Regions from separate parts of the Homo sapiens genome. Here region 2 is linked to region 1. A link is an interaction called in ENCODE POLR2A ChIA-PET data of the cell type or tissue named here. Cell type or tissue: PC-9. All regions are shown on one strand. Links, peaks and the distances in the headings refer to the core of each region. The heading gives the core; the rest is flanking DNA.

Region 1 (4,395 bases), core at 240-4,239:
CACAGTTTCATTGCCCGGCACACTGGTCTTTGGGTCAGCAGCCTTCAGCTTCAGAGGATTTCCAGTAGAAAGTGAGAATAAACTTGCAACAAGAATGCAGAAGCTCCCGGAAAGAAATATGCACTGACAACCAGAGAGAATGACTTGGAAGGATAAAAAGCAGCTTTAGGAAAGCACTCAAGGAAAAAACGCCAAGAAAAAGCCGAGCAGAAATATCCCTCGCGTCCCACAAAGAACTCTGTGCTGTATTCCCCAAGGACACTTCAGGACCCTCCGGGTACCTGAGTTCCAGAGACTTCTGGCAGAAGGACCTCCAGTCTCAAGGTCACTTAACACGTTGCCTCAGAAGCCACTCTCCTGTGCGACCCCTAGCCCGCCAGGGTTTTCTCTATTGGCTGGCTCCGTTCGCTCTCCACACAGGTCATGAACAGAACTGACCTCCCTGACTCAGCAGCTCTGACAACATCTCTGCTCCAGAAGGTCAGGTTCCCTGGCAAGCACCAGCACCCTGGCCACGCCTGATGTCAAGAGAGAATGATGCATCCTCCTGAATGGTTTGGGCTGAATTGGGAGACCAAGCCCTTGTCAGTCAAATGCCAACAGGGCAGTTCTGAACCTGCCGGGCTGGGTGAGTCATCACCTTCATAAAACAAAATACCCCAATAATTAATACAGAACAAATTAATTAAAGGAAGTGAGACCATTGCAGCACCCACTGTGAACGGATGATAATTATTTGCAAACACAGGGAGAGGCTCAGTAAGCATCCAGACTCCTGCTTCACTGGCAACGAACTAAGCCCTGAAATCCCACGCATCTAAAGGTCAGGAGGAAACGCAGAGCAGAACCCACCCAGCCAACTGCGAGACTGAAGCAGGTGAGGCCACAGCCCAGGCTTAGCCCTTTGCCTGATCATTTCACCTGCATAAAAATTTCCAGCACCTCTGTCCCTCAGTCATTTACAATTCCAATCCCTCAGAGGAATAACCACAAGCTTCTCCCTACATTTTTAACAGGAGAAGTGAACGTAAAGGGACACTAATCTTACAGAAGCCACGCGTCACTTCAGCTGAGGCCTCCCCACCTTTCCAAGCAGTGTCCTAGCCCTGGGCGACTACCCTCGTTCTCAGACGTAGATCCACCAGTGTCTGGACCAGATCCGAACGGCCTTGAATGAAATGCCCTGTTTACAGATGATTGGAAACGGGAACTATGTCTAACGTGTACTTAATCTGCTCTGTTTTTCCCCTTTTACCATATCCTTCACCTTCTCACATATTACATACATCACTGTACGTATTCATTGGCTCTGCTCTCTCTCTACCCAGGTCATAAGAACAGACGCCCCTGCAACAGCAGGAGGTTAGATTTCTTGACAAGCACTGGCTCCCTGGCCACACCTGGCATCAAGAGAGAGGGATGCGTCCTCCCGAATGGATTGGGCTAAATTTGGGGGTGAAGTCCTTCAAAAGAGTCAAAATATTACATTTATTGTTTGTCAGCTCTCACTATAATGAAACCTCCGCAAGAGAAGGGCTCTTTATTTTATTAACAGATTTATTCCGTGAACCTATTACAGTGCCTGGCACCTAGTAGACACTCAGTACATATTTCATCCAATAAGTCAATGAATAAGGTTATGGCAATCATTTTTCCAGAGTACACCCTGTAAGTTCTATAGAATTTTAAGGGTGCAGCAGCAGCATCAACAGCACCTCCATTTCCTGTCTGTATCACTGCTACACCTATTGCAGTGGGAACTATTGGGAAGGGGAGGAGAGAGGAGAAGGCTCCAGCAACAGTACCAGAGCAGCCAGTGTACAGTCTAAGTCTGGGAGATTGCTTGGTGTCCTTGTGAACTTGCTAGAGCCTGGGAAAGGTAAGAACAGACAGTCGGTCAGATCTGAGTGTGTGACTGCACCAAGCTCTGGGCAGTTCTAGAGTTACAGGACATGAACTCACACCTCCCCGGAGAATCCTAAGACCACATCTCCAGCAAACTCAGGCCCCAGGCACTCTGAGCATAGACCAGCTAATCTTGCACTCCAGCAATGCGGTAAGCAGCATGTCCAGCACCTGGTGGAAAACGCTTTGTTAGAATCCTGGTCACTGGCCCTCTGACACAACACCCCTCCTGGTCTCCAGTTCTCTGAGTGCCTCTGGGCCACCCCTGAGGCCAGAAGCAACAAAACCAGTTCTCCTGCTGGGAGAAGAACACTCACCTCCTCCCAATTCAAGAATCTGAGTGGCAAACTTGCTCTGCCACTATTTTGAGTGGAAACAGCTGGGCTGCAAAAGAAATCAACAGATCACAGATGAAAGTGCATCTTAAATGGAGTCAGAGACTTTCACCACCATTCCCTGGTAATAGACACCATCACATTACTCCAGGTCCCTGGTTACAGCCAACTGGATTTCATCTCTCTTCAATGAGGCTGAAAGTGCCAGAGGATTTTAGTCGTGAAGCACACAGGACTCCTGAGGTGGGGCAGTCGGTCTGTAGGTTACCTATCCACACAGGTACAGCAGTCGGATTCGGTGGAGGAGGAAGTTCCAGTGGAAACAAGTATCTCTCCACATTATCTGTATTGCTTGAGGGGAACAGGTTACTCATTTTGCTCACTTCTCAGTGAAGTCGTAGGTTTGCAAACCCAGTCTGACACCCAATGATCTCGCAGTTCCCTCCGACTGTCTCCACACCATTTCAGTCCACATCATCTCGCGCCTGGAAGATTACGACCACCTCTAACAGCTGTCCCAGCCTACAGTCACGTTCCCTCGCAATCCATTCACCACTTCAGCTGAAAGAGCTCCTCCAGGTCCCTCCCTTAAAGCCTTTCAGGGGTTTCTATGGAGACTGAACTTCCATGAGGAGTTCCATCTCCTTAAGACGATCCAACCCCTCCCAACCACTTTAGCCTTGTTTCTTACCCAATCCTCCATCTCTCACTCAACAAAAGAGCCAGACTCAACTTCTCCCCAACTCCCAAGATGCCACACCTCCATCCCCTCCAGGTCTCCCAGCACAGCGACACCCCACTCATGCCTCCTCCTCTTTCCCCCCCCGCTGCCTTCAACTCTCTTCACTAACCTCTACATACCCTTCTAGGCGGCTGCCTTCAGAGGGCATCTCCGGCCCCTAGACTACATATACTCATCTGTCTGAAAGTAGCTGGCCATGCCCCTCATCCCACCCTATGGCAACGTCCTTGGCCATGACTGGCTTTGCGTGTGGCTGAGAACCCACCCCGGTCTGTCTTCTTTGTTTCACCAACACCCAACACATTCCCAGATCAATAAATGTTTGCTGAATGAAAACATAAACTTATTTTTGAGACAGCTATGAATCTCCACCATTCCACCATCTCCCCAAAACTCTTCCCTAAGATTAGCCTTAGAACTAAAGACTACGTGAGCCTAGAACTAAGGGTCGTACCTGGCACCCTCCTTTTGTTCAATCTCACTAGACTAGTTTAGCTATTCTGCTCTTTCCCCTGTGGAATGTCTGCTGTGGCCACTTTTCCTGATCTCTGTATTAGCTCCACCACAGATTGGTTCCCTAGACAGAAAATTCCATTCCACCTAAGAACTCAGATTCCCAGAAACATTGGAAATGCTGAAGAATTGGCTACGTAACTTTTCAGGACTGCGGGGAGGCCTCGCACACCCCCTAAAGGTGGCATTTAATACCTTCATAAAATCATCTGGGCCTCTTCCTGGTGCCAGCCCTCAATCGCCAGACTTCCTGGCATTCAGTGCCAGTGCATCTGGAAGAAGTGTTAGGCATCCCCTAGCCCAGCGGCCTGCATTTACAGATGAAAAGCTGAGACCTAAAGATGTCATGTGACCTGACAATGGTTGCATGGAGCAAGTCTGAACTCAATTGGACGCCCTAGTTCTGCTGGGAAACATGAATGGCCTTTCAAAATCCCATGGGCTTTCCATAAAATACCAACATCTCTCTCATGCTTTCTGACGGGGGACCCATAGTCAGAACAGGTCTAGGGCCCTCCAATGTCCGTAAGATCCTGAAGAGAAGAGGTGGTGGGAATACTAGTCTGTTGTGCCCTGTCCTTCCCAGCCACCCCTGGTGTTCTAAATCCACTCCACCATAAATTCAAAGTGGGTTGGCCAGGTCACACCTCTGGGGCATGGACCCAGATCTGCTGTCTTTCTTCTCTAACAGAGGTGAAGAATTCTGATTGTCATCAATGAGTTTGTTTTACAGCCAAGGAAACAGAGGCCTAAGGTGATCTCTGTTTCATGGCAACACTCAGGAACTCTATTCCTGAATCTCTTTCGCACAATTGTGCAAGGTGAGGTAGTGTTGCAAAACGTTGTTTTTACCAGGCCTTAACCACCTATATAATAAAACACCCAGTACATTCTGCTTAC
Region 2 (4,395 bases), core at 212-4,211, 720 kb before region 1:
TTCTGAGGGTGTATAGGAAAATGGTCTGTCCCAAGATAATGGCCTCAGCAGTAAGTTTATTTGATTATATACATCAAATTTTAGGAAAGGTAAAAAATTCACAACGTCAAGGAGACAAAATTAGAATGTAGTAGTGGGAATATATTAATACCTGTGCAGATTGTTCTGATTAAACCAAAGGTATAATAAGGTATGACTGTAATGTTTAACATGTCCAGTGGATTTTTACAGATTGTATATAATATCCTGTCTTTTATTCAAAGTTCCCAAACAGATTAGATAACCACTGGGTAGAAATTTAAGTGAGGAGAATACAAATACAGGCAACTGGATTACATAATGTTTAAGGTTCTCTTATAATCTCACAAATTCTATCATTCTCAGTCTCTGTTGCATACCTTAAAGTACTTTATGTTAAACAGATATTAAAAGATTTGAATTTTAATTTAAAATTCCATAAATTGCTTTTATTTAAAGCACGACAATATATCTATTCACGCTAATGAATATGAAGAAAGAATTTTTCTCTAGACAACTATCAAATCCATTTAATGAACTAAAAATGTTCTGAAAATTCTGCTCTTCAAAAGAAAATATAACAAATGTTAAGAATTGGAAAAAAGTGCTGAAACAAAACTCCTATTGTATTATACCTAGTTTTAACCTGACTACTATTTAAAAGCCTACTGGCTTAATGCTTAATCAGCTTTGTATTCACATAAGTCTCTAGAGACCAGTTTTAGGATACACTAACTGGAAAACACGACCAGAAGACACAGGCCTGGGGTATGACTGCCCTGGAAAATCAGGAGCTAACGTACTGATAGAAAGTATTAGAGCCCAATGTCAATGTACTTATTTTTAAAAATTGCTCAATACTTTGATTATACAGAAATATTTAAGAGAATAATATGATAAATATCCATGTCCTCATCATGCAGGTTTTTCAAATCTTAACATTGTGCCACATTATTTCCTCAGATTATTTTCCCTTAAGTATAAAAGATAGAGCTGAAGCCACTGTTTCCGCAATCCTATTCTCCTACAGAGAGAACCTGTATCCTGAATTTAGCATTTATCATTTCCATCCATGTAACGACATACTGTAACGACATGTGTATGTAGCCATAAACAATACTAACATTTTGCATGTTTTTCAAATTCAGAAATGGAATCATCTGATATCAAACTTTCTGCAAAACTGTGTATTCTGAGATTTATCCACGGCACTTGTGGTTCAGTATATCACTTAAACTACATTACAATATTCTCTTTTAAGTATATACCACAACTTATATTTCCATTCTCCTGCTGTCAGAGTTTACAAGTGTTTGTTCTTACAATCCTGACTACACTGTATAATCTGGTAAGTGTCTCCCTGGGCACAAGTGACAGGACTTCTCTGGCACTCACGTTTAGGAGGAAAATTGTTGGGTTATAGAATATGCTACTTTTCAACCATATTTCAACTTTGCTAAAATATTATCTAAAATGATTTATCAATATACACTCTAATTAGATGTATTTTTCAGTCCTCATTCTTCAAATCTTTGTTCTACTTAGCTCTGTCAAATTTCTGAAATTATATTTCACTTTAATACGCATTTCTGTGACTGCTAATCAGAATAGGCATTGTTTTCATATGTTTCATATGGCCATTCAGTTTTCTTCTTCAGTGAAATAACTGATCATATCCTTGCCCATTTTTCTATTTTGTTGTCTTTTTCTTACTGATGAATAAGAATTCTTCACATAATACAGAAATGAATCCTTTACGTATTATAAAGACTGACTCCAAGTCTATGGTTTATCTTTTATTGCACAAATTTTTAAATGTCTTTAGGTACAGAAATCATTCTGTACTTCAAGAGATTTTCCTTATAAGTCATAAACATATTGCCCTATTTCTTCTAAAAACTTTTGCTTTTTCATGTTTTTTAGGGAGAGATATATACTTTTTTCCATATGTATAATCAACTATTCTGCCATCTTTAATCGAATAACCTTTTTATCACTGAATTGTAAGACTGATTCTATCTTACGTGAAAAATGCATATAGCATGTAAGACGTCTGTTTCTGAGTTGTCTCATTTCTCTCTATCAATACCTCACTTTCTTAATTTGTAAGTCTTAACTGGAAAGATGAGTCCCTTCATTCACTATTATTTTCTAAAACTGCCTTATTTTTAGCCATTTCCCATTTCACATAAATTTTAGAATCAGCTTGTCAAATTAGAAGGAGAAAAAAAACTTTTTGGAATCTCATTGAAGCTGCACTGAATTATAGATTATTTTGGAGGACAGACTTCTTTATGATACTGAGCTTTCTTTTCCATGAACATAATAGATCTCTCCACTTATTTACAATTTGCTTATGTCCTTCAATAAATTGTTCAAATTTCCTTTCATAAAAGTCTTACGAACTTTTGTTGTAGATAGTCTTAGGAACTTTATGACTTTCTTGATGTTATAAAATGGTGTTTTCTAAATTACATTTTCTAATCATTTATTATTGGTGTACAGAAATGCAATTAGCATGGTTGCAAAGGGTAGACTCAGGAGTCAGACCTCTGGGGTTCCAATCTTGCCTCTGCAGCTCCTAACGGTATGATTATGGAGAAATATTTAAATTCTCAGTATTTCATTTTCCTCATCTATGAAAAAGTTTAGGCCAGGCATGGTGGCTCATGCCTGTAATCCCAGCACTTTGGGAGGCCAAGGCGGGCAGATCACAAGGTCAGGAGTTCGAGACCAGCCTGGCCAACATGGCGAAAACCTGTCTCTACTAAAAATACAAAAATTAGCCGGGTGTGGTGGCGGGCACCTGTAATCGCAGCTACTCAGCAGGCAGGAGAATCATTTGAACCTGGAGGCGGAGGCTGCAGTGAGCTGAGATCGTGCCATTGCATTCCAGCCTAGGTGACAAGAGCAAGACCCGGTCTCAAAAAAAAAAAAAAAGAAAAAGAAAAAAAAAGTTTAAAATAATAACTACTGAACAGCATTATTGTGAGAATTAAATGAGTTAAAATTATAAAGCACTTAGTGCTAGACAGAAAAACTTAATAAATGTGCTATTGTTATTTTTGTATTATTTATCTTTTATTCAGCAACCTTGCTGAACTCTGTTATTATTTCTTAAAATTTGACTGTAGAATCATCTGGATTTATAAATCTGCAAATAATACACATTTGATTCTTCCCTTCCAATCCTTTTAATTCTTTTTGTCTAACTTCACTGGACCTCCAATAAATGCCTCTCTTGTTCCTGACTTTAAATAGATTATTTCTTATGTTTCACCATTAAGAATAAAATTCACTTGGGTTTGTTGGGTAGAAACCTTAAATATACAGAAATTACCTATCCCCAATTGCTAAGATATATAAAAGGAACAAGTGTTGACCTTTATCAAATGATTTCTCTCCATCTATTAAGCTGATATTTTAGTTTGTCTTGTTTAAGTTTTGAATGAGGTACACTAAATTTGTAACTACTTTCTTTTCTTGCTTCTGACTTTGTTTTTTATTATTATTTTTATTTATTTATTTATTACTATACTTGAAGTTCTGGGATACAAGTGCAGAACGTGCAGAAGGCTTGCTTTTATGCTTTTATATTTTTAAATACTTTTATACTCCTACTTTCCTTGTATCCTTTGCAGTGACATAAATGAGTGCAATAGACTTGAAAAGGCAAGTGGCAATTTAAAAAAATAACAGCCTTAAGCCAGGGCAAAGTTCCGTCTTAGCAACTGTAATAAATGTAAGAATACTGTAAACATATTAGATGTGAACTTCTAGTAAAGGAAGACAAACACAGAAGAACTGTATTGGGTGAAAGCACCAAGAAAGAATGGAAAAACAACAATAGGCATCAGCAAATACCTTAAATAGCAGCAAAGAAAAATGACATCGATTTACAGTTAGAGTCTTAAGTAAGTAGTTGAAGTGAACTGTGTACTTAGTATTTTCAAATTTATTAAAAGGAATATTGCCAAGAGTTGTAAAACTAAACTTATCTTTAGCAAGCATTGTTATATGACCCAAAAGGATCTTTAGGCAACTGAGAAAGTTTCTGAAAAACTTTAGTTCGCATTCATCTTGGGAAATATGTGATATGAATCTTACTCAGTCTATAGCCTTGATTATATCAGTTAAATTAGTGTAAGCTTAACCAACAAAGCTTTTATTTACAAATAACTGGACTCAAATTAATCTGTGATTCACTAGAGTAATAACTCTACAAATCTTTTAAATAAAAATTTGTAGGTAGTTGGGCAAGATTTCAATATGCAATGTAAATATTAAAGGAACTGAACAAATACTTTTTCCAATAATACAGAAATATTACAAGTATTCTATAGAAAAATATACCCTTTTGAAACTTTTCCTTTTTAT

The links. ChIA-PET counts read pairs that join two places held together with the same protein. Peaks named below come from ENCODE experiments on the same cell type or tissue, not always from the same donor. Only the 100,000 strongest peaks of a DNase experiment are listed, where the experiment ranks them.
Region 2: POLR2A ChIA-PET joins it to region 1 with 6 read pairs; 1 of 35 experiments calls an interaction of 5 or more read pairs at or near these places.

The regions. Positions count from the first base shown.
Region 1 is chr11:129,731,056-129,735,450 of GRCh38, forward strand. It overlaps LOC124902792 (a long non-coding RNA gene), which reads right to left. Exons shown (of 2, transcript XR_007062951.1): 1 at 1,963-4,395; 2 at 1-1,870. Among named protein-coding and RNA genes, the nearest start is that of TMEM45B, 83 kb to the right of the region's middle. In PC-9, for the core only: no CTCF peak of the experiment used is centred there; DNase peaks (open chromatin) are centred at 546 and 2,056; H3K4me3 peaks cover 348 bases; H3K27ac peaks cover 2,942 bases.
Region 2 is chr11:129,014,505-129,018,899 of GRCh38, forward strand. All of the region lies in intron 11 of ARHGAP32 (Rho GTPase activating protein 32), which reads right to left. Among named protein-coding and RNA genes, the nearest start is that of TP53AIP1, 74 kb to the left of the region's middle. In PC-9, for the core only: no CTCF peak of the experiment used is centred there; no DNase peak of the experiment used is centred there; H3K27ac peaks cover 152 bases.